Linked DNA regions of Homo sapiens: regions 1, 3 and 4 are each linked to region 2. A link is a loop called in an ENCODE intact Hi-C map of the cell type or tissue named here. Cell type or tissue: mammary epithelial cell. All regions are shown on one strand. Region 1 has its middle 120 kb from the start of LINC01696. Region 2 has its middle 3.5 kb from the start of MIR205. Region 3 has its middle 17 kb from the start of LINC01698. Region 4 has its middle 6.6 kb from the start of LINC01698.

Region 1 (5,000 bases), 230 kb after region 2:
CCTGTCCCAAACCTGAGCTCCAGCCTGGGTATTGTTACTTGCAATTAAAAGGACTCGGCTAACTGTAGCATATAAAGCAATTGACAGTAAGATCAACTGTTGTAAAACAGTTGTAAAACCAACTTTTACAACTCTTATTTTCAATATTCTTCAACAGAATTTATCATCGCTCAAAACAGGCTGAGCAATTTTCTGCTTTTGTACTACGTGTATGTCTTCTCTGCCCAGAATTCTACAGAATTTCTTTATCTCCTTCAGCCTTTTATAAGATGTCCCCTGTCCTCTGAAGCTGCCCCAGACACTCAGAACAGATGCATTTGTTCCCTTAGCACTTCGCTCAGTCCTTGTAGAACATGTTCTTCTGTACTGGGATGGCAGAATTGTCTTCAGCACACGATTAGGATCTTGTCAAGAGTGGGAGCCATGCCCTTGTCATCCTTGCTTCCGTAATGCCTGACACATTCTAAACACAGAGGAGAGTTTGTGCAATGAGTATGAGGCTTATGTCCAAAAGCAGGGAAAGGTCCTTGTGGCCAGTAATTCCCAAAGGGTTGGATGGTAATGTGGAGGTAGGGAGGGAGGATGTATCGCAGAAACAAAGTGAACACAGCCTAGTCAATATCTCCATCTGTTTTCCTTCTTTTTTAGCCCCATTTAACTTGCACCCCTTTGTTCAACACACACACACACACACACACACACACACACACACTTCTCGCCACTCCCCTCTCGTGGCCCTAGCCCCGACCCAGTATTTAGAAGTGGCTCACACCTCGGTGTCTTCTACGATATTACACTCAGAGTCTTCGCCAAGCTCTAGTCGCCAGAGGGAACCCTTCAAACTCAAAGGCAAAAGAGAAAATTTAAAAAAAGGTTAGGGAGAGAGAGGAAAGAGGTGAGACAGAAGTAATATCCAATTTCAACATTTTGTACTTTGCCATTTAAACTTCCAGAGGCAACAACGATACAATTTGTATGTTTTGTATCATGCCTGCTTCCTTGTGGGAGTTTCATAAATTGATGATAACACAGCACATTTCTTTTAAGTCCTTAGACATTCAGTCTTTATTGCTTTATAAAGTCTGCTTTGGGCACAGATGAAATGAAACTGGTGAGATTTTGCTCTGTCCATTCTGCAAGTTCCATCACAGAATTTGCACCTGCTATGCAACTTGCATTCTGAAATAGCAAGTCATGTTACCAGAGGTATCTGAGACTGGCACTGAGAGGCCTGGGACAGTGGGTGACCCAGGGAGACTGAACAGCATCATCTCAGTGGCCGGTTGGAGAGGAAGGGACTTGATTAAACATCAGTCTAAGGGAACAGCCATGGCTTTCTGTAGCCTCCACATGCAGTGAGGATTTTCGGAAAATTATGCAAAATTCATTTCCCTCCAGCCCTATAATAAAATATATGCAATGTGTAACTAGAGAGTTTCTAATGTGGAAGTCCTAACACTCACCTGCTCTATTTAATTATTGGAATACAATGTGGTTTTTTTCCACAGCTGAAGAGCTGCACTAATAGGAATATTACATTGATGGACAAACTCACTCTCCAAGCCAATACATTTTTTGCTTTTATGCTGATTTTATGAAATACAAACGTGTGCCATTTGTAGTTCACAACAGAAAACGATGAGCTCTGCAATGTATCACTATCTGCCTATGCAGAGTTGGCCTCTTAAATTCAGCCTGGGAGAAAAGCCTTCACAATTGTTAATAAAAGGAATCAGACCTTTTCAGAAAGAGTTATAAAACTGCGAGACAGATGAAAATAATCTCAGACAAGTGGATTTTCAATTCTCTTACCCTCAATCCCCCCAAATCCGCCCCCCCGCCACCACGCCACACACACACTCACATATACAGGATTCATTCCCTTCTTGAACGAATTAATTTATTCCAGAGTGCAAGGGTGACTTAACTCATGCTGGCTATATGCAAATGACAAGATGTAGCTGGTTCTTGTTTGTGAAAAAAGAACAAACCAGACCTCTATGATGTGGCATTACTAGACCAAATGAGGAGATGCTGTACCCGTCGTGCCCAGCCCAAAAGCTTTGGCCTTTCAGCTGCTGACCTCCCCATGGTGGTCCCAGAGACACTGAGCTGAAGTGATGCCTATCACTAGTTGAGTACCTTAAAATACTGCCATTGGTTCCAAGACCTTCTGTAGCAACTGTTTCCATATAAAGTGGATGCAAATGGATCAGCAGGACATTGTGTATGCATTGTTCATCAGTATAATGAAGTTGCATTATGGCTGGGCTTGGTGTGTATGTACATTCACTTGTCAAATAAGATCCTGCATGCAAAAGAGCTTTACCAACCCTACAGTGCTTTGTAAACTATAAAATGCCATAGACACAAGGATTTGCTATTATCAGAGTTGTGATTATGAATCCCTGAATGGCAGACATTACAGCAGGCAGTCCTGGGGTGCTCTCAGATGGAGCAAGTTGGGCTTGCAATCAGAAATGAGCTTGAGATTTACTGACTTTATTATAGGGAATAAATACTTGGAGACAGAGGGGGACCGTTTATGACTGTCGTTAATATCTTCCTTGGAAAATGCACATCGTGTTGCCTGCCACCTAGTGGCAGGAGAATAAATTTGCAATTCCCTTAAGTCCCTGAGAAAGGACTTACAGATCACTTACAGATCATTTCTGAGAAGGGCTGGCATTAGGAATGAGGAGCTGTGGGTGGAAGCCCACGGTGCAGTGAGTGAGTGAGACTGACTGTCATTGCTGCTTCTGCCAGCCCAGGGGCCTGACTTCAGGCCCCACCACAATTTTTTTTTTTTTTTTGGAGATGAAGTCTTGCTCTGTCGCCCAGGCTGGAGTGCAGTGATGTGATCTCGGCTCACTGCAACCTCCATCTCCAGGGTTCAAGTGATTCTCCTGCCTCAGCCTCCTGAGTAGCTGGGATTATAGGTGCGTGCCACCACGCCCAGCTAATTTTTGTATTTTTAGTAGAGACGAGGTTTCACCATGTTGGTCAGGCTGGTCTCGAACTCCTGACCTCGTGATCTGCCCACCTCGGCCTCCCAAAGTGCTGGGATTACATGCTTGAGCCACCGCGCCCGGCCAGGCCCCACCACAGTTTTAACCGGCATCTCCACTGTGTACATCTTGAGAGCCCTGTGGGCCGTTTAGACATTAAGTAAGAATAACAACAGAAATGATCTGGATGATGATTATAATATTAAGAAACATAAACAGTTATAGTCATAATACCAGATTGCTTCCCTGTTCCTTTTTGGGCTCTGATGAGTAAACAGACAAAGGACTGAAGAGGGAGAAGGAGGATGCCCAGGAGGTTGCAAACAGAATATAAAATCCTCCCCTCCCTTAACCCCTCACTCCGGGAGGTTGTGCTGAATGATAATCATACCTTTGGGGCACCTATAGCTTTTGAAGACAGGGGACCCACCTTCAGTGGTCTCAGTCCATCTTGACAAATATTTCACTTTAGGATGTCCTGTACTGCCAGTCTGGCACTGCCTTCTCTCCTGTATGGTAGACTCAGCACCTGCAGCATATCTGAGCTTCCCAGGAAGAGTTGGACAACCACTAATAAGAAATAAATATTTGGTCTTTCTCTCCTGTTCCTGGCAGAGAGCTTCTAAAACTCCTCAGTGATAAGGATAATAGGCACATCTTTTGTAATTCATAACAAGCCTCTTTCAACTATTCCTGAGTTTATGCTAATGAAATGACTATAGGTGGGCACCTAGATAGCTTCAGGATGGGGTGGATTTCCAGAGGAACCAACCATGTGATTAGAGATTTGGTTTTCAGCCCCATCCCTCAACCTCTAGGAGTGGAGGGGGGGATGGAGATTGAGCTCAATCACCAATAGCCAATAATTTAATCAATCATACCTACTTCATGGAACATCTGTGAAAGACCTAAATAATAATACTCTGAGAGCTTTCGAGTTGGTGAATACATCCACATACTGGGAGGGTGATGTGCCCCAACTCCTTGGGGGCAGAGAAACTCCTGTGCTCGGGACCCTCTGGACTTCACCCTATGTATCTCTTTATTTGGCTTTTCATTTGTATCCTTTATTCCTTTATAATAAACCAGTCAACGTAAGTAAATATTTCCCTCACTTTGTGAGCCATTCCAGCAAATTATCAAACTCTGCGTAGTTACTGTCTGACTTGAGTTGGGATGAAGGGCAACCAGTTGATGTCCAGATGCTTAGAGAATTGGATAGTGTCAGGAAAAAAAAAAAAAAAAAACACACAAATTTAGTGTCAGAAGCGTTGTAAGTAACAGCAGTTTACCATTGAAAGGCGACAACAACAACTGCAGATCTAGCATTTATTTAAATTTTTAAAAATCTTTTTAACTTAGTAATTTAAGGACAGTCAGCCCTCCATAGCCACAAGTTCTGCATCTGTGGATTCAACCAAACTTGGATCAAAAATATTTGTTTTAAACCCAATAAAATGATAATACTACAATTAAAAATAATACAAATTTAAAAATACAGTGTAACAGCTATTTACATAGCATTTATATTGCGTTATTATAAGTAACCTAGAAGTGATTTAAAGAATATGGGAGGTTGTGTGCAGATGCACCATTTTATTTGTTAGTTTATTTAAAGACAGGGTCTCACTCTGTTGCCCAGGCTGGAGTGCAGTGGTGTGATCATAGCTCACTGCAGCCTCAAACTCCTGGGCTTAAGCAATCCTCCCACCTCAGCCTTCTGAGTACCTAGGACCACAGGTGTGTGCCACCACACCTGGCTAATTTTTAATTTTTTGGTTGAGACTGGAGTCTTGCTATGTTGCCCAGGCTAGTCTCGAACTCCTGGAATCAAGTGATTCCTCCTGCCTCCACCTCCCAGAGTGCTAAGATTACAGGCATGAGCTACTGCACCTGTCTTACTGTGCTATTTTATTCCAGGGACTTGAGTGCTCAATCAGAATGTTGAAGTCACTGATAAGAGCTAGCATTTATTGAATACTTTCTATGTAC
Region 2 (5,000 bases):
GTTATTAAAAGGGACACTTTCTTTGTTCAAGGCTTTCTTCCTTCTTAGAAGGCAGATGGTCACAGGGTAAGGTAATGAGACAAAAGGAACTCATTCCGTAAAATGTCTTAGTTTCTCCTTTGGCCTGCTTTTTGTCTATTTTCAGGTGAGGATCTCCCTCATGTTGGCAACTTTGCCAGGTGAGTGTTCTCCAGCCAAGAACTTCATACTTTAAAATTAGCTGGATACTTAAAGGAGGGAGTGGTAATATGAAGCCAGGTGTCCAAGGGGTCCAGGTGACATAACGGTCCCCAGTCTCATCTCTGAAAGGTCTTGGGGAGTGACCTCCAGTCTGGGGATGACACTCCTGGTGTCAGAGCTGCCTCAACTTTGGAAATTTCTTTGATGGAACCCACAGGATGGGGCTTCATCAAGAAGCTGCTTCTCCATTGCTAAGCTCAGTGCCCACGCCACAGCAACATGATTGCATCCTCCTCCCTGATCACTGGTTTGCTATTTCTTGCTTGATTTCTATTGATTCTTCTACTTTCTTATGTGCTCAGAATTTTCTTTTTGGCCAGGCACAGTGGCTCACACCTGTAATCCCAGCGCTTTGGGAGGCCAAGGCAGGCAGATCACCTGAGATCAGGAGTCCGAGACCAGCCTGGCCAACATGGCCAAACCCCATCTCTACTAAAAATACAAAAATTAGCCGGGCATGATGGTGTATGCCTGTAGTCCCAGCTACTTGGGAGGCTGAGACAGGAGAATCGCTTGAACCCAGGAGTAGGAGGTTGCCGTGAGCCGAGATCATGCCACTGTACTCCAGCCTGGATGACAGGGTGAGACTCCATCTCAAAAAAGAAAACAAAAAACAAAAACAAAACAAACAAACAAAAAACCAACTTTTTTTTTCTTTATTAGCTCTTCACCAGCTTCTTTCTCACCAGTACTTTTCACCTGCCTTCAGAAAAATAAAGTAAAAATTTGAAATGGCACTTACCCTGGAAAAATTGTTGTATCTTTCTCATTGATCTTATGACAATTTTAAAAAAGAAAACTCTCAAGGCTCCTACAGTATGATACATATACTAAATGTAAAGGTAAACAAAGCAATGAAAACTCTCCTAAAAGGAAGGTGATGGGAGGAGGAGATAATTGTGATAAAAGTTAAGGTTGGCCTGAAGGTGTGACTAAATGGCACAGTAAGTTTAATGCTGGATTTCTGGCAGCCAAAGGTGTGCCTATGCTTACTTATTCCAGCTGAGTGGGCACTAGACAAGCTTCTCGAAGATACTTTTACTTGATACTGAGATTACCATCATCAATAATATTTTTGAGTGCAAGAAATTTACTAGGCCTAGGCACTTGCTAACATGTTTGCATGCATTATCTTACCTAATTCTCATGCTATCATTAAGAGATCGGATAGAGTAGTAGCTCCAAGTGTGAACTCCAGAGTCAGGGAGCCCAGGTTGGATCTTAGCTTTGCCACTCGCAGGCTATGTGATCTTGGGCTGGTCCCTTACCCTCTCTCCTCCATAAAACAGAAATATCAGTCATACCTTAAAATGGCTGGAGACATTAAATGATTTAATATACACAAAGCATGCAGTGTCTGGCTCTTAGTAAGTACTTGCTATTATTATCATTATTTCTATTTGACAGATAAGGAAATTGGGTCTTAGAGAGGTTAAGTGGCTGGCCCAAAGTCCCACAGCCATATCAAATTGGCAGCAGATCTAATTTGATCCCCTCTTAACCACTTCACATGCTGACTCAGAAGCTTTGGGCTGCTCTTGGCAACCTCTTGGGTGCAAATAAGAAATTCCTCAGTATTCTCCTTGAGCAGTCAATGTTCCATTATCTTTGGTGAGAGTTTCTCGTCTATGGATTATCTTCAGGGAACTTCTTCCAGGTGTTTGGCTTGGTGAGTCCACTGGGATAGTGTCTATTTTCAATGCGACTTTAAGTAAAGTTTAAATAATGTGGGAATTGCATTAAACATTATAGTGTGTATTTGTTTATCTATGGATTCTATTTATTTATATTTATTCTGAGCCACCCATCTCTTCCCAAACACAATTGAAAATAGCAGAAATTTAAGTCAATTGCTACTACATTTAAAGTCCACTTCAATGTCACATCCCCTAGAAAGATGCCTTCCTTGTTTTTTCCCATGATCTCAGAATACACAGGTCTCTCTAGACCTGGGTAGTGACGTTGAGGTCCAATGTGGCTGTATTTCCCCCACTGCCCACCAGGTGTCCCACCGGTCCCTGCTATCTGACAGGCAGCAGGAAAAATGGCCATCTTCACCCCTCCAAAAGGTTCCCAGGATTTGAAGGCGGATGGTGGAGAGATTGTGGGGAGGAGGGAGGGAGGCTATGACGAGACTCCCAGATGCTGCTTCTTGTCCCCAGACAAAGAGAATTTTTCACATTATTTTTCTTTGATGTGTAGGTGTCTCTCCAGAAAGCCCAGCCAGTTCCCTGCAATTTAGGAAGCTTTTATTTCCACTAATGAACTGGTGTCTGGCCAGGGCTTTTCATCTCTGAGCTTGAGGTTGGGGCTGCTGTCTGCCTCCTGTTCCTTTTGCCTGAGAGACCCTGACAGCCTCCCTTCCCTCCTCGGCCTCTCCTTTTTCTTCCAGGGGCTGAGTGAAAAAGAGACAAGAAAGAGACTGCCCCTTCTGCCTTGTAAGTTTCCTCAAATATCCCCTGAATCAAGGGAGTACCAGCATGTGACTGTGGCACTAACTAGCCCTCTTGCCCACATTAACCTTATTTGTCCAGATTACTAGTGTTACTGTGGTAGAAATATTTCCTCTCTGCTCTTAGGTAAGACTGTCATTTGCTTCTCTTGCAGTGGGGAGTAAGGGAATTTGGATCCACTGACAAAAATTTAGTAAGTGGGGCATTTTAAATTTCAAAGTAAATCTGTCTCCCTTTGCAGTTCGTTGGCTCCTTGCCTGTCATCAGTACTTGCCTTTTTTTCCTCCCACTTTTCTTTTGGAGGATCACATACAAGTTGGGGAGGCTGCTCCAAAGCCACATGGTCTCTCAGATATTGCCAGCTGTACTGGGACTCTCTGGAGTCCCTTGTCCATCACCACAGGTCACCCCAGCAGAACCTGGGCATCTACCATAGACCTGAGGTGTCCAAATTGGGGCAGTGCTCCAAGCGGTCTGCAAACTGGTGCCCTGATTATAGGTTATTCTGTGATTGAAGTTTCACCTAGAGATCGGCTGAGAATGTGAATGGGATGTCTGCATTTAGCATCAGGTTTTGGAGCTTTGATGTGGGCTATTTCCTCCCGAAGGGCCTTGATAACAAAGACCACAGCACAGTCCTGTGGGAGTTTCTAGCTTCTGTACCCACTGCCTCATTATATGCATGGCTTTTAATATTTGGAGAGCCTTTGCCAATACACATTTTCTCGTGTACTGGGAAACTGGAGCCCGGATGCGATATATTATTGATAGGATTGTAATTTACTCCTCTTGGGTTGTATCTACAGTGTATACCATTAGCACAAAATATTAAATTACCAGTGGTTGTATATATTTGTCTATCCAGGTTTGGCTCAATGATATTTGCCTTTTGCCTCAATAAAAGATTGTGAATAATGAAAGCAGGGTAATATTATTTTGTTGTTGTTGTTGTTGCAAGGGAATTTTGATGAAACCATTTTCTCTGTGTTGTGTTTTTGGCGAGTCATGCTTTGCAATGAAGACATGAGACATAAAAGAGTGGGGGTTGGACATAGAAGATGGATGAGCAGCTTGCTCCAGCTCTGGGCACACACTGGCTTCCCTGGCAAGCTGCTCTGGGCCAGGCTTGGGGCTTTCTTTTTCTGCAAGAGGGAATAAGCAATCTGTGCTGCATTGGTGGGAGGAAGTGGGCAGTTCAGACCTTGGTGCCAGAAATACCAAGCCCTGTGCCTCTCTTGTGAAGATAGCATTTGCATGGGACTTTGGGTGTGGGGGAACCCAACAGCACATCAGGTAGAACCTTTTGTAGTCACAGCATTGTGCCCTGGCTAGTGTTTGACAGTCTACCCTCTGGTCACCATTGTTGGCCATTTTGGTTCCTGCCTCCACCTGGGCCAGGTGGCACATAAATACACAAGCACTTATCTCCTATAAAAAGATTCCAGGTCATAGGGCTCAAACCAAGCTGCAAATAAAAGTGCCACATCGTGTCTGTCGTGTGCTTTTTGTTCTGATCTCAGGGCTTGTTTCAGACCTTGAATGGGAGGTGTTTGCTGGTTAACTAGGAGTTTGCTGGACAAACAGCACCCCACAGTTGGATTTGCTACGCAATTTTTATGAGTAAACATGTTTTTAAAAAATGCCTGTGGCTTGGCTTCTTCATCCTTTTGTTGCCTGTGGGTCTTGGAATGAAGGGGTGGGGGTGACAGAAACTAGGTTTTAAATCTGTATTAACTTGACACAGAAAAATATTTTGGAGAAAGGTTTATTCCTTTTAGTTCCTGCTGGCAATCTGGGACCCTCAGGGGTCAAAAACCAGGGAAGGGTTGGGGGAAGGTGAAGAGACCTATCCCCCTCAGAGGTCACTGGCTGGGGGGCAGGGCTTGGCCATTCAAGTGATCGGTATCCATCTGCAAAGCTGGAATCTCCTTTAGAGTGAGCTCCTAAGAAAAACACCACTCAGCCAAGGAGAGCTATTGTATTTTGCTGCCTGGGGCACATTCTGGAGGTGAAAACCGGTTTTTCTGAAGACTTGTCAGGGCCAGGCTTTGTTCAGAATCTGCCAATTTAGCCAGACTGGCTCCTTAAAGGAGACCCCTTTACCTGAGGCAGGGGCCAATTATAAAAAAGGCTTGTGGATGGCATTCCCTTCATAACTGGGTTGGACTTCCTTCAGACTTAGGAACTTTCTCTTGTTCCACACCTTCTCCTTCCTTAAAAAGGAGAAACATGGAGTAACACACACACACACACACACACACACACACACACACACGCACACCCAATCACACTGAATTGTAAAGAGAA
Region 3 (5,000 bases), 81 kb after region 2:
ATTTGTGGCAATTTGTTACAGCAGCAGTAGAAAATGAGCACAACACGTTTCTCAGGCCTGTAAAATCACCGCCCTCTATCGGGCTCTGCTGGGTGGAGGAGGAGTAGGACATGGAAGAGCTTTTGGTTTAGGGACAATCTTTCTTAGGCCATAGTTAAAGTTGGGGAATGTGCACAATCAGCAGTAGGCTAAGAGATCCTCCTTATGAAGAATCACTACTCCGTAAAGTTGGTTTCGAGACTATTTTTAGTTGTTTAATTGTTTCCTTCTCTTTAAACTTGGGAATGCTAGGGATCTGTGCTTACCTTGCGCATTCCTATATCCCTTGAGTAGCACCAAGCCCAGGAGCTACTCAGCCCACAGTCACTTGCTTTTGAATAGAAGGATCAAATTCCAGGAGCTACAGTCTACTCTCTGAAGCTGACCTTCCACCTGATGCAGAAACTCAGGGCTAATTTTCTAGTTTTCTTCTCTCTTTTTGTGCAGCTGGTGTAGAGTTTAAAGAAATTGTGTTCTTTCCTTCACACTCAGATGGTTATTCCTTCTAGATTTCAGAAGCCTAGAATTGAGGTTTCAGCACTTGGACACCCACTCACCCACATTTAAAATCACAAAGAACCATGGCGCTGAAGTGGTAGTTTAATACTTGGTCTGTGGAGATATACACACAAGTCTCTGTAGGATCCTGTTTTCAAAAATTTCAAGAGTGCCATTGGCTGGTGTCTACAAAGAAGAGTTGCAGGATCTCAGAGCAGAACTGAGCCCTGACTCAAGTGTAAGAAAGAGGTTGTTCATCGTCTTCTAGGCTCAAGCGTCCCTAGAGTCCTTCGACTACCTCCTTTCACAAAAGTCTGGGATCCTTGGAGGCATTTCGAGAGGATAGAGTGGGGCTGGTTGTTTCAGTGTCTCTCCAAAGAATGTTGTCAGTTCCCTGTGGAATCCGCCAAGGCCCAAGGCCGTGTGGGGCTCCCAGTGGTGTCAGAAAGGAGTCAAATGCCTACTCCCAAACACAGCATCACTCACTCATCTTGGTTTAAATCTTAAAGGGATAGGAGAAGAAAGAACTTTCTTGCAGATGTGCTTCTTTACCACTGAAAGGAAGCAGCCTTCCTCAGAAAGTGACAACCTCCTTGTTGAAGAAGTAGAACTGAGGCAGGGTCTGAAAGAGCCTTGGGAAGAAGACTCTGGCTCTGGAGGGAGTTGGATTCTATTCTCTCCCAACTCTGAATCACATGACCCCATAATCCTTAGATATAAGCTGGGTCAAGCAGGCTTGCAGTAAACTGTGATCACAAATAGTTAATGGGGGAAACGGTCTCGGCCAGTGCAGTTGAAGATAAAATTAAAGAGCTTGAAGAACACATAATGGGAGGGAGGAAAAGAAAGACTAATTGGTAGAATAAAACCCTGCCCTAAATCTACAGAAATCTTAAATCCACAAAGGTGCAGGATTATAAAACCCATCCATAAGTAACAAGGTGATCCACATAGATTTCCTTCAGCTGTGCGAGAGAGCAGGCTGCTAGCTATGCCCGCTCTAGCTTCTTCCAACATGAATTTGCCGGTTCTTTTCCTGCTCCAGTTTGTCCTCATTTAAATGAAGCTGGTTATGTTTGCACCTCCTGGTTTTGCCTCTGTGCTCGTATACCAAGGAGTTGCCCGTCCCTGCTAAGCAGAGGCACAATCCAGGCGGGAGAAGCAGGGGATTAACATTTGCATGTTGTGTCTCTGTTCCAAGAGCTGTGCAAGGGGTTTCAGCATTTATGGTCTGATGTAATTAAAAGTCATTCTCCACACCCTCTTCTCTTCATTCCCTGGAGGGATTCAGGGAAGGAAGGACATGAAACTTGTCATTGGCTTCTTGCCTGTCAGCAGCTCACAGAGCTGTGGGAGGACAGGGGCCTTTTCTGGGAATTGCATTAGGCAGCACACCTGACCAGGAGTTTCTTGTTTTTGTTATTTTAAAATAAAATCTTGGGGCCGGGGACGGTGGCTCACACCTGTAATCCCAGCACTTTCAGAGGGTGAGGCAGGCAGATCACTTGAGGTCAGGAGTTGGAGAACAGCCTGATCAACATGGCGAAACCCCATCTTTACTAAAAATACAAAAATTAGTCGGGTGTGGTGGTGGTGCATGCCTTTAATCCCAGTTACTCAGGAAGCTGAGGCAGGAGAATCGCTTGAATCCGGGAGGCGGAGCTTGCAGTGAGCCGAGACTGTGCCACTGCACTCCAGCCTGGGTGACAGAGCGAGACTCCATCTCAAAAAAATAAAAATAAAATAAAATAAAAAACAATCTTGATACTAAGTTGTGATAGATCCTGGCCACAGTTTGCCTGTGACTCTTCTACATAAATTCAGCAGCCCAAGGCTGCAACTTTACATGGACATAACTAAAGACTAGTGCTTGTAGTGGACTGATCCCCAGAGGCAACCAGATGCAAATATCGCCAATGTTTTCTCTTCTATGGCCTTCCTCTGCTTTCCTGTCTACTTACTGTAGCGGCCAGTAAAGGCACCAAGCTTAGGGCCGAGGAGCTTTTCAAATATTTTTCTTAGGAAAATATGAAAAAGCCCTCCTCCCCACAACAACAACAAAAAACCCTCACATTGGCTCCATAATTCAAAAAGAAAACCAATGTTTAACTACTGTCTACAAAACATGCCAACTAACTCAAAAGCAACTCAACTCTTAGCTACATGTAAATTTATTTAGTGTGGGATGTGGGTGCATTTTAGTGTCTTTGAAGTAATGCAGGATGCGACCTCTAAAATAAGCTTGCCTGAGGCCCAGGAAAGCTTTGCAGCGTTCTTCTACGTGGCTTCTGGGAAGGCTCCAGCCCCTACAGAAGTAGTGAGGCCTTCAGCGGTTTCTCCTGCACCTGCTTCTGAACACTAGGTGGCAGCACGGAACTTCCTAAGTCTTCTCCAGAGGCTGAGTACAAACCTGAGCAATTCCACCTTAAGAAGGGCCATGCACAGAACCATGCAAAAAGTGCAGTAATTCTTGGACGTGGCTAATCTCTATAATTCACCAGATTGCAGATACAAGTGACAGCTGCAATAGGGGTGATGTTCTCTCATTCGCTGTGTCACCGGGATGCTATTTCGAATTTTCCCGAGATTAGAAAAAGGATTCCAATTGCCCCCAGGGCCTTGCCGTGTAATTTTTATCAGTCTTGATCTGTGAGTTCCCCTAGGCAGCGCGTGTGCCTGTATGTGTGTGTGCGCTCGCGCGCGCGTGCTCACACGTGTGTGAATAGGTCCTTGGTGAGATATGAGGCTCTTGTGGACCACACAGAAGTTGTTTCAGAGGATGAATTTCCAGATTCATCCCCAACTCCAAGACTCTTGCCTTCTCACTTGTTCATTCCTTCAGATTCAGTGGTGCAGCGCCAGCTTCATAGCCATACAATCTGTGCAGTTGTACGTTGCCTGGTGTTCAGCAGGTCCCTATCTTTGATTTCATATTCTGCTGTCACTGTCTTGAAATTCTTAATACTTCTTGAACAAGGAGTCCTTCATATTTACTTTGTACTGGGCTCCATATATGTTATATAGCTGGTCCTACTGTGGAAAATTATGGCCAGAGGTAAATTTCTCTCTAAGATGTGACTCTGTTCTTTCTCAGCATCATCTCAATGACTGGCTTGTCTTAGACTTGAGAATGGGAAAAACGTGGGCTTTTGGTCAGATGTACTTGGATGCAGGTTGGGAGCCTGCTACTTACTGCCTATGTGACCTAGAGCACATTTGTTAACCTCTGCAAGACCACCTCATCCTTTAGAAGAATACAATCGTCCTTTCCTCATAAGATGTGGTGAGTACGAAGTGCTAGGATCCATGCAAAATGCCTAGCACACAGTAGGTATTCAACAAACATTCCTTTATTTGCCCCCATCTCTCCTGGAAATCACCGTCAATTATTTCTACATTATCTCCCCTGTCCAGAGTACCCAGCCTTAGTTGGAGTTAAAGCTTGGTTTTATTTACAGTGAAGCAGGTTTAGGGCAAATGTTCAGTCTCTAACCCATCTCGCTGTGAGTTGAAAGCAGTTTCTTATTCTATTCAGGTCTCTGTGTTGAGCGAGATGCATGACCAAACTGTGGTTATGATTTCTGCACCACGGGAAAAACTGGCTTTACAGAGCTACCTACTGTTTGGGGAACCTCTAAAGAGAGCTTCTGATTGAAATGCCATCTTCAAGGAATTTCCCTTGTACTAATTAGCTTAATATGTTGCACTTGTATAATGTGTTTTTCTCCTAGGATCTGTGGATACTTGGCAAACAGCCATTAATCACATCCTCTTACCTTGATGTCAGATGACTGCAGTTGACACATTCATATCCCTGCCTGGATAGGGAGTTGGAGGGCCCTGGGTCTGAGGCCTGCCTCTGCTCACCATTTTTGTGTGGTCTTGAACAACTTTTCTGGACCTCAGTTACTTCATGTGTAAATTGAGGTTAATAAATTATATTTGGAAATTGATTCTATGGCTAAATTCTATGAAGATGAGATAGTCTCCAAATAGAACACTCTTTATAAAGTAGAAATAATTCCGCAATGCAAAGGATGACAATATTACATTTTGACAGTGAAGTTCAGGTTTAAATTCCAGTGCTATATTGAACATTATGCTTTTGTAGGCATTGAAATTTCCTCTTGCGAGGACTGGGATTGGATATCCAAGAGGCAAATGGAAAATTCCTTTGACCACTAAGATGTTAATTGGCTTTAAGATAATGTTCTGCAAACAGTCCATTTGCCCAACACTAACAAAAAATGAGTACACACCGGAGGCTTGATGAATTCTCACTGGGCCTTTTCAGGACATCCTTAGGTCCAAGTGACTCTGTGTCATCCCACCTATCTATTGATGAAGGTCAGGCAAACTAGGGTCACCACTTGTGACTTGAAGCATTGCCCTGTCTTCTCATCTTGACAGTAAGCTCCTTGAGGGAAAGTCGGGGGTAAAGTGGTATTTGCCATTACATACTG
Region 4 (5,000 bases), 70 kb after region 2:
CTGATTTTCCCTAGCGGCCTGGGCAGCCATTCTCCATCTGGTCATCTAGGCTTAAAGTCTAAGCATAGGAGAGAAAATCTGAGATAAAACAACAGCTGGAATAGAGAGTCTGGTCCCTCTGTTTCTCTATGACATTACTTCCTACCCCCAGCCGTGCCTTACAGAAGGTAGCAAATGGAGTAAGTCAGTCCAGAAGCTGGAGCTTTGGGTATCTCCTGTTCACCCACAGTGCTATCTTCTGCAGCAAGCCTGACTTTGTGATGACCTTTGCAATTTCTCCATTTGCATTTCCGCAGTGCCCCAGGTTTGCAATGACACGCTCCATTCCTCCAGAAGTTTTCATTCCTGTGGCGCCAAGGCTGGGGAACATCAGAGGGCCAGGCTGTTCTGTAACTAACGTAAATGTGTAATCTGCCTAAGCCTTGACTAATGCATTCCTTGCATTATTAAACACAGATTAAATATATATGGATATTTAAATGTAATGTGTTATTTTCCTAAATCTAGCTATGCTCGATGTTCCTTTGACTTATGCCTTTTCATTGCTCATAATTGTCTCAGGGATCATGAATTACAGGCAGAAAGGAGCTGGAGCTTCCTCAGCACCAAAGACTTTGCTATCCCATTACATTTGCCCAAGAGATGCAGCAGTAGTTCTCCCGCCCAGAAAATTACTGCTGGGTTTCTTCACAGGGGAATGTATTTTTTTTCCCTTCCTAGACAGAGCTTATTTCTCACCAATGATTCAAAGGCTAAGCCAGCCAGAGCCTGGCAGACTTTTCAGTTTGTTTCTATTCTACAGGAAGGCTTACGTCTGGGGCAAGTTACTGAATAAGAAATTCAGACAGAGTCTGTGCCTTCATGCTGGTGGTACCTTCACCCACTCTCCATCAGCTGTACAGACAGTCACTTGTCCTCTACGGGTGCTTGGAGAGCCCCAGTGAATTCTGAATGATTTCCTGTTTCAATCATGCAGTTAATTGGCAACATTTCTGCCCAATACCTCAGCCCAATGGCAGGGAAACCAAAACTATCCATGACAATGGTATGTTTGAAGCAAAGACAATCTAAAGCACTTCACATTTGCATGTCTCAGTTTCCCTTTCTCTAAGAGGCAGGGTGGAGGATTGATTCTGATTCTCTCCAAAGTTTTTGTAGTCTTTCCCATGGTTCTTTGTGCTTCTGAGGAACCAGAAGGGGCAATACAGTCAGATACCGTTCACCTAGCATCATTTGCCCTGCTACCATTAAAGTATGTTCTTCCTTGAGTCTTGGTTAAAGATTTTTCATCCATGTCAATCAGTCAATTGATCAGGAGGTGCTGCCTTTGTATCCTGTCTTTATCTGTATCAATATACTAGAATTTAAGCCACTGGTGTTCAGGAGCCAGCTCATACCACCTAGGAAGAGCTGACTATGCACATATCTTCCCATCTCCTCTCTCAGTGATACCTTCTTGGTTTCTAAAAATCAGCCACTGCGGGAATATTTACACCATGGAAATTGGCCAAAGCTAGAAAGCAGAACTTTTTTCCCTTGAAAAACTGATCGTTAAAATTTACCAGCACATCACTGCCATAAGCTCCCTGAGGGCACTGGTCAGTTCCTATAGCTCTCTTTGTGTATTATGAAACACATATTGGGGTGTATGGAAAGTTTTGTAGATGAATACAGAGGACACGTCAAGTCACAGATCTCTCCCAGTTCAACTGTAAATAAGTTACAATCTCCATTAAGTGCCACAGTCTTTCAAACATACCTGCTTTCTATAGTATTACACTTTTTTTTTTTTTTTTTTTTGTGAGATGGAGTCTCGCTCTGTCACCAGGCTGAAGTGCAGTAGTGAGATCTTGGCTCACTGCCACCTGTGACTCCCTGGTTCAAGCAATTCTCCTGCCTCAGCCTCCTGAGTAGCTGGGATTACAGGCACATGCCACCACGCCTGGCCAAATTTTGTATTTTTAGTAGAGATGGGGTTTCACCATGTTGGCCAGGATGGTCTCCATCTCCTGACCTGTGATCCACCTTGGCCTCCCAAAGTGCTGGGATTACAGGCATGAGCCACCGTGCCTGGCCTATAGCATTATACTCTTGATGTTATTTTTTTCTCACTGTGGGGACATGCTTGATCTTACCATCATCCATGCCTCTGTGAGTAGATTCTCCCTCTCCTAGGTGTGTTCATCAGAACTTGCTGAAGTAGGAATCAAAGGAGTTAAGACAGGAAACTCGTTTTCCATCTTCCCCTGGACCCAGGACAATTATTGATAATCTCCTTCTTCTAATAGGAGAGCAAGGTGACCTAAGGCTTGTATGGGAGGGAAGAAAGGAGCAGATGTTGGGATTTTGGATGAGGAAGAGCAATGCTTGGCTGGACTGATTTGAGCAGGCAGCCCACTTGTCAGCTGGACTCATGAAAACCCCCAAAAAGGAAGGGAAACAACTGCATTCAATGGTCACAATGTACAACATTTACTGTGTCTGTCATACAATCAGCAGCATATGGAATCTCATATATCTTGGGCCTCCTGACTTGGACATTCTTCATAATAGCTTGATTTTGGTTGTCTTCTGTAAATGCCTAGTATGGAGCTTGAAGCATTATAGGCCTTCAATAAGCACTTACTGAATTAGTGAAAAATTTTATTTGCCATCTACAGGTCTCAGGGTTTGGAAAACGAGTGTAGGTTGTGGTTGGAGAGTGGGGAAGGTGTCGAGGGGGCTTGTTCTTTTCCTGAACCCTGCTTTATTCTTTACACTGTAGTCAAAGTGGTTATCAGGCCCCTCAAAGGAAAGGAGGTAATTCTTAAGATGTGAAGGTGCAGGCACAGAAGAAAGGTTAAGGAAGGAGGGCCACCAGGCCTTTGTGCATTATCAGTTCCCACTTTAAGGAGCCTTTCAACAAAATGTCTCTGCAGCTCAGGTAAGCAGGGAGTTAAGGTCTGAGGAGAATGGAATTTTCCTTGTGGTCGTACAGACTTGTTTTAACCACAGGAATGAACACAAGATTCAACTTGTCCCCTCAGCTATTGTCTGGAACTCCTTTCCCTCCAGCCACCGGCAGCTGAGGTTTTAATGTGACATTTTTCTAAGTATTAGGATTGCTCTCTGGCCTTCTCTTTATAGCTTTTTTGCTTCCCTCCTCCCAGGCTCTCACCTCCCTATCCTTCAAATGCTTTCCAATAAGCAAGTGCTCTCCTCCTGTCTACCAGGCAGGGGAAGACATATGCGTTTATTTATTCTTTTTAAAAAGGTGTGTCTCCTCTCCTTCCTGAACCTTCATCCTGCAACTCCCCCTTGAAACCACAAAGTATTACCCTTACCCATTCCCAAATCCCAAAGCCTGGTGCAAAGATACCTGAAGGATGATAAGCTAACTTCATACGCTGTTTGAGCCATCCTAGCAAGGGTTTCAACAGCCTTATCAACACAACCAAAAATATGGGCATATTTTCTCTCAATTAGTTATTGGGCCCAAGCATAAAAGACCTTTTGAGCCTTAGTCAGAGGTCTTATTTTGTGAATTTTTGCTTTAGATTTTCTGGTCTCTGTGTGGCTTTCTCTAAGGTCTCTAACCAATCCCAGCCCATCTTCATCCATTTATCTTTAATGTAGAGGAGCTCAGAAAAAGTTACCCCCAAATTGATTGACAAATTGGGGTGGGAGGAGGTGATGGATTATTTTACGGATCCTCTCCCTTGATTGCCTTGATATTCCCGCTGCATTTTTGTCACCTTACTGCCTGGTTTCTGAGTTCTCTCTGTGTCCGAGGACGACAAATGGCAGTAGAAAGTCAGCATGCCTTGGAAACTCAAGCAACCCGAAGGCTCAGTGCTCACTTCTCCCTGCCAATATTGCAATGGAAAAGCCTTCCTGCAGACAATTTTTAAAATTTTCTTTTAAAGCAGCATTAGAGAGATTGAAACAGATTTCTTTCCAAGGCGTTACCCTTTGATGAGGTACAAAAAAGGTTAAACAAAAAGCCAAACTTTGGTTTCAAATGTAAGACACCTTTATTCTAATTATAATCATAATGATCTAATGTGTTTGGGATTTAATTATTTGGAATTAGAATAAAAAAAGACATCCTGTAATTACCATTGAACTCATCTTGAGGCATAAATCTAATAATTAAACACTTTCAGATTGTATTCAGTGAGTAATTAAAATAGAAAAAAAATACTGTGGATTCCTTTCTACCTCTGTAAGGAAGTTTCTCAAATTATCAATGGATTTCAGTGACAATATCTAGAAATTATTGTGTATAAAATATAATTATTAACAAAATTATAATTTCAGTTATTTACAGTCTTTTCCCTTGGCAGTCAGGATGTTTGAGCAGGTGAGAATTGACAGAGTTAGGAGTTGGATCTGAATGAAAAATATTTCCTTCCTGAAAGATAGCTCCCTGAACTCAAGTTTCATTTTTATTGTCAGCAAGGAAAGAGAAGTAGGTACTGTGCAATTTTTATGAGAACTGAGTTCTGTTCTCTGATCAGTTTTTGGCAAAAAATAGCAGCCCATATGCTTTCCCCTTTTGGAAGTGGAACATGGGAGTGAGGTTTGGCAGGAGCAGATGCTGTAGCATTCAAGGGAAAGGTCTTGGGAGACAGCGCGCTTCAGGGAATTTAGCTTTGTTCATGGGACTAGGCCCCAAATGTCAACAAACCCGATTCATCAGCTTGGGGTGGGGAAGGGGAGGAGCTGGCCGGTGTGGGGACAGTGTATGCTCAGGTGGCATATTCTCTTGGAGCTGAGGTGTACTCCTGCTGCTTCTTGCTCACCCCCATAGGGAACAGAAGTCAGGGTATTGGCATTGTTAGGCAGGCAGATCAGAAAGAGGAAAGGAATGAGGGCTTGGGCCAGTCTCATTCATCAGCTGCATGGTTTATCTAACCGAGTTTGAGTGGGTCAAGTTGTTTCTCCCCAGATATGCAAACCCCTTTGACATTCTACGACCATTAAGCCCTGCTGTAAAATGCTGCTTCCCTGGGAATAAG

The links. A loop is a pair of places that touch in the nucleus more often than their neighbours do. Peaks named below come from ENCODE experiments on the same cell type or tissue, not always from the same donor. Only the 100,000 strongest peaks of a DNase experiment are listed, where the experiment ranks them.
Region 1: a loop joins it to region 2, with 8 times the contacts of the local background. A loop is called at or near these places in 17 of 110 quality-filtered maps.
Region 3: it touches region 2 in a loop (9-fold over the local background); 13 of 110 quality-filtered maps call a loop at or near these places.
Region 4: it touches region 2 in a loop (4-fold over the local background); 12 of 110 quality-filtered maps call a loop at or near these places.

Annotation. Positions count from the first base shown.
Region 1 is chr1:209,200,613-209,205,612 of GRCh38, reverse strand. No RefSeq gene overlaps it. Among named protein-coding and RNA genes, the nearest start is that of LINC01696, 120 kb to the left of the region's middle. RefSeq lists an enhancer at 2,536-3,035. In mammary epithelial cell, a CTCF peak has its summit at 2,596 (motif pointing left); no DNase peak of the experiment used is centred here.
Region 2 is chr1:209,433,122-209,438,121 of GRCh38, reverse strand. No RefSeq gene overlaps it. Among named protein-coding and RNA genes, the nearest start is that of MIR205, 3.5 kb to the right of the region's middle. RefSeq lists enhancers at 2,755-3,352, 3,951-4,550, 4,551-5,000. In mammary epithelial cell, a CTCF peak has its summit at 2,247 (motif pointing right); DNase peaks (open chromatin) are centred at 2,281, 3,881, 4,271 and 4,661; H3K4me3 peaks cover 118 bases; H3K27ac peaks cover 2,759 bases.
Region 3 is chr1:209,352,398-209,357,397 of GRCh38, reverse strand. No RefSeq gene overlaps it. Among named protein-coding and RNA genes, the nearest start is that of LINC01698, 17 kb to the left of the region's middle. In mammary epithelial cell, a CTCF peak has its summit at 2,894 (motif pointing right); DNase peaks (open chromatin) are centred at 1,807 and 2,927; H3K4me3 peaks cover 130 bases; H3K27ac peaks cover 2,069 bases.
Region 4 is chr1:209,362,947-209,367,946 of GRCh38, reverse strand. No RefSeq gene overlaps it. Among named protein-coding and RNA genes, the nearest start is that of LINC01698, 6.6 kb to the left of the region's middle. RefSeq lists an enhancer at 1,837-2,337. In mammary epithelial cell, no CTCF peak of the experiment used is centred here; a DNase peak (open chromatin) is centred at 3,016; H3K27ac peaks cover 4,268 bases.